Regions from separate parts of the Homo sapiens genome. Here region 2 is linked to region 1. A link is an interaction called in ENCODE POLR2A ChIA-PET data of the cell type or tissue named here. Cell type or tissue: OCI-LY7. All regions are shown on one strand.

Region 1 (2,500 bases):
AGCTGGGCCCGGTGGCACGCGTCTGTAACCCCAGCTACTCAGGAGGCTGAGGCAGAAGAATCACTTGAACCCAAGAGGCGGAGGTTGCAGTGAGCCGCGATCACGCCAGTGCACTCCAGCCTGAGTGACAGAGCAAGACTCTGTCTCCAAAAAAAAAGGAAAAGAAAGAAAGAAAAATTAATGAGGATATAATCCTTGAAGGGAAGGGTGTTCATTCTTTTTATTTTTTTTGAGATGGAGTTTCACTCTTGTTGCCCAGGCTGGAGTGCAATGGTGCGATCTTGGCTCACTGCAACCTCTGCCTCCCGGGTTCAAGCGATTTTCCTGCCTCTGCCTCCCGAGTAGCTGGGATTACAAGCAAGCACTGCCACGCCTGGCTAGTTTTGTATTTTTAGTAGAGACGGGGTTTCTCCATGTTGGTCAGGCTGGTCTCAAACTCCCAACCTCAGGTGATCCACCCGCCTCGGCCTCCCAAAGCGCTGGGATTACAGGCATGAGCCACAGCGCCCGGCCTAAGGGGTGCTCATTCTTAATGGTGTTCTGATATTGTAGGTCTGCAGGACCCAATACAGTAGCCAGTAGCACATGAGTTTTTGAACACTTGAATTGGGACTAGCTCTACTAAAAGACTGAGAGGAGGTGTGCTTTAGGTGTAAAACACAGCCCAGATTTGAAAGGCTTAGTATGAAAAAAAAGAAGGAAACTACCTCAACAATAAATGTTTTATGTTGATTGCATGTTGGAATGATAATATGTTGGATATACTGGGCTAAATAATATACACTATTCAAAGTAATTTCGTCTGTTTCTTTTTTGCCTTTTCTTAATGTGGCTACCAGAAAACTTAAAATGACATACGTGGTTTTCATTTCTATTGGATGTGCTATACAGATGGTGAATGCATTCAAGTGGAAAGGTTTAAACTGGGCCTTTGATGGGCTGAGTTGCTTATGTTCATTTTCTCACTTTGTCTTCATTTGCATTTAATAGGGCTGACTGACCAGGCAACATCTGATTTCCAGCTGATGAAGGCTGTGGCTGAAAAGACACGTCTCAGTCCTTCAGGCCGGCAGCAGCGCCTGGCCAGGCTTGTGGACAACATCCAGAGGTACTGGATCACCGCATGCATCCTTCCTGGGGCTGAGTTTTTAGTATTAGATGGCCTATGTAACACTGATATATTCCTTGAAGGAAATGTGTCATTCATATTGATTCAGAGCAAGGAGCTTTTGAATTGTGCTGTCCACAGCCCTTCATCTGAGATGTCTCAGGACTAAGGGGTTGAAGGGAGTTGGAGGCCATGCTGATAGGAATAACACTTGCTTTACCTCCATGCCCTGCTTTCATCTATTTCATACATTGAAGTCTGGATAAAATGTTGAATAAAGAAAAAGGTTATAATCTAAACAATAACAACAACCTTCAAGCAAACAAAGCAACCAGAAAAACACCAGGCCCCCAGTATTAAGGGTCAGGAATGCTCAGCTCTTACTACAATGGCCTCAGCAGACTGAACTTTAGGAAAACCCCACTATGTGCCTTTTAAATTTGAGATATACCTTTGTGCCATCTGGTTCTGCCCATCTGATTATCAGACTATGTTTCCGTTCTTATTTATGACAGTTTGCTATAACATGTGATTGGAAAATTGAGCTTCTCCTTGGTTTTCCTTTCTGACCCTCTAAAACTGGACTATCTAGGGTGGCTGCTGCGCACTTGAAATGTGGCTAGTGACACATCTAGAAATGACAGTTTTTTAATCTATTGGGTTAAATAGGTTAAATAACATATATTTAAAACGTAATTTCACACTTGTCATTTTTTTACTTTCTTAAGGTGGAAGTAAAAATTTTCCATTTTTACTGGAAAATTTATAATTATGTATGTAGCTTGCTTTATATTCCTATTGGGCTATATTGTTGATCAACAGTCTTTTTTTTTTTTTCTTAAATCTTTTTTAAAGTAGTACTAGCTCATGGAGGATTTGGAAACTTACGTAGCACAAAGAAAGGAGAGAGAAAAGAGTGTGTATGTGTGTTTACTCAGTAAATATTTAACAAATGAGTGAATCACAATTGAATTAATAATTAATTCAATTAATATTAGTAATATTCTTTCAGACTCTGCAAACGCATATAATCCTATTTTTTAAAAGAGAAATGGTATAATACTGTACGTCATGTTTTGTAGCTTGCTCTTTTCACTTCAGGGTTTTTCTCAAACATTTCCATATGATAAACATGATCTCTATTATCATGCTAGTGTTTTCATAGTTTTTTAATTTCATGGATATACTTTACGTCATTTACCCTGGACGTCCCTCAGACTTATGCCGAATTGAGAAGGAATTCCTGGTTCGTTTCCCTTATAGTGACTGTGGATTAATCTTCCTGATGCATCTATCTGCCACCTTTCAGTAGTACCACACACCTCACCCCATTTCCTGACCAATGATGGCCTCACTCATCTCATCTTGGGCAGTTGGTATCTGAAGCAAAAT
Region 2 (2,500 bases), 500 kb after region 1:
GTAAACTAATACAAATAGATGAATGCACTCAATTGCTCAGAATAAAAAGGAATCATGGAAGGGAGGGATCAGGTGGGGAGGAGCCACCAAGGAAGGCTTAGGGAGGCAGAGCCATTTATGCAGCTAGGGAAGGAGTGAGTCGTAAAGGAGCATAGTTTGACAGAAAGAAGTACAGGGAACCAGGTAACATGGAGACCCTGGGTGAGATAATGAGGAAGGGGACTGTGGAGATTAAAGAAGATGGGAAGGGAGGGTGGAAATAGTTACAAATGGCAGCTTGAGAGGTAAGATGTACAGCGGTTCTGAAGAGTACAAGGGGCCTGAGTTCCTGCTGTGCTGAGAGGTCAGAATGGTCACTGTGGCTGAGCACTGCAGGATGCTTTTCCCTGCAAGGTGGCTGGCCTCCCACATCCACCCGCTCGACCTCAAGTCAAGTCAGCCAGGATCCAGAGAGTATTGGGAGAGAGGGAGGGAGGAGGAGGTGTGAGGTGCAGCTGGGCCTGGAGTGCACTGCAGCAAACCTGCCCCCACTGTTGCCTGCTCCCTGAGGCCCTGCCTCCCAGCCAAGATCCCCACTGCAGAAAGATGCTCAGGGCTCAATGTGTACCCTTGGCGGCTTCCAAGCATTTTATAATGCTGAGTCTCCTTGTACCCACATCACCTTTTTATGAGGTCAGTGTTACCAAGAGGACCCGCACACAGGGGAGGAAGAGGCAGGAGACCAAAGGAACTCAGTGCTTGCCTCCAGTGATGAGTCAGGCAGGGCAGCAGTGACACTGAATTCCCAAAGCCCAGTTCGGCAGCTTTTGAGTCCACACTGCAGTTTCCCTTTGAAAAGAATCTCCTAAGTCAAAGATCACAGAAACTTAGTCACTCTTGTGCTGAAAATCTGTAAAGTGTTGCCTGCCCAGCCCCTACAGGACAAAGTTCACACTGCAGAATGCAGTTTACAGGCTCTCCATAGCCTAGCTCCTGTCTCCAGCTCCAATCTAGTTTCTCACCATGCTCCACCCTCATATTTTATGTTCTAGCATTATCCAGCTGCCTGGAGTTCCTCTCATAAACCAGACTGTTTGTGATGTCTGTTTCTTAGCTCATGCTGATTCCCTTTGCCCAAATTCCCTTTCTACACAGACCCCATCTTATCCTTCACTTCCTGCCCTTACTCCATCCTTTAAGACTCTGCTGAGGTGTCACCTCCTCCAGAAAGAATTCCCCACCTGAACTGTATCCACCTCCCAAGTTAGGTTCACCCCTTCAGTGCTCTTATAGTTTTTCTATTTTCATACTTACCATGTTGTTTTGTAATTATCTGCTTATGTATCTGTCTCCCCAACTTGAGCCCTTGAGGAATGATGATTGCATCTTACTCATTCTTTTCCTAGTGCCCAGCTTATAGAAAGCACGCGATAAGTGTTGAATAAAATAATTTGATGTTGGGAGGATCAATCAGGCAGGAGCAGGTGAGATGTTCTGCTTCAGTTTTCTCAGTGGGGCGCTTCCTGTTTCAGAAGCTTGCACCAGGGCTGGCCAGCAGCAACTGTTACAAACATGCTCCCTATGCAGAGCTGGAACCCTGCTCTGCAGCCACTCCATCAGTCTTAGCTTTGGCCTTTGAAACTATCCCAAATGATTTTGATCTCTGCTCTGCCTACAGGAGATGGTTTGGAGGAGTTCTAGTCAAGACTCCAGAAACCTGAGAACTGGATTCTGGTTTAGTGCAGGAAGCCTCAAACCTTTTAGTTTGTTGACTCCTTTCCACTTAATGGAAGAATTTTTAGATAAGATGCCAATGATACCTTTCTAAAGTGCATTGCTGATTTATGCCAGAAGCCAACATATAAAGCTCTATCATTTTATAAACATGGAAGGAACTGAATATATAAATTATATAATTAATATATTATACATATTAATTATATAATATATAATTTATATATTCAGTAACAATAGTGTATATTTGTTCAATCTTAAAAAATACTGTGAGGTAGATATTATCTTCATTGTAGAAAGGAGGAAACTGGCTAAGGGAGGTTAACTGAGGTGTTTTAGGGTCACACAGCTTATTTTTGAACTCATTACTGATTACTCTTCTGATACACTGTGGAGATTCTTTGATCTCACAATGGATCCACTGCGCTAATGGTCTTAGGACTCTAATTTTCATCTTTTATGTGAGAATTCTAATTTCTACTCCACTTCTATTTTCTGACAGTCATAGGACAAGTGGGAGCACTTACTTGGCTGCATAAAGGTTGCTCAAGTGTCACTTTACTCTGGAATGAAGGGGATATTCTGGTTAACTGCAAAAACATTTTCCTGGAGGGCACAGTGAGGTCTTACTTCAGATCTTAGTAAATGCAAATGGTTGTTTCAAGTTAGAACCTTGATTAAGTCCTTGATTTTTAATTTCCATCCATGGCTTATACAACCTGAAACAGAAATACTGTTCAATTTGTTCCAACCTCAGCCTTCTTTTCATTGTGTCAGAGAACAGATA

Evidence for each region. Peaks named below come from ENCODE experiments on the same cell type or tissue, not always from the same donor. Only the 100,000 strongest peaks of a DNase experiment are listed, where the experiment ranks them.
Region 2: POLR2A ChIA-PET joins it to region 1 with 11 read pairs; 3 of 35 experiments call an interaction of 5 or more read pairs at or near these places.

What each region holds. Positions count from the first base shown.
Region 1 is chr11:94,594,319-94,596,818 of GRCh38, forward strand. It overlaps PIWIL4 (piwi like RNA-mediated gene silencing 4), which reads left to right. Exons shown (of 20, transcript NM_152431.3): 10 at 991-1,108. The region is part of intron 4 of PIWIL4-AS1 (PIWIL4 antisense RNA 1); the gene reads right to left. Among named protein-coding and RNA genes, the nearest start is that of PIWIL4, 28 kb to the left of the region's middle. In OCI-LY7, no CTCF peak of the experiment used is centred here; a DNase peak (open chromatin) is centred at 943; H3K4me3 peaks cover 657 bases; H3K27ac peaks cover 521 bases.
Region 2 is chr11:95,092,238-95,094,737 of GRCh38, forward strand. All of the region lies in intron 1 of ENDOD1 (endonuclease domain containing 1), which reads left to right. Among named protein-coding and RNA genes, the nearest start is that of ENDOD1, 3.6 kb to the left of the region's middle. RefSeq lists an enhancer at 688-982 and a silencer at 688-982. In OCI-LY7, CTCF peaks have their summits at 930 and 1,129; DNase peaks (open chromatin) are centred at 914 and 1,504; H3K4me3 peaks cover 2,295 bases; H3K27ac peaks cover 2,329 bases.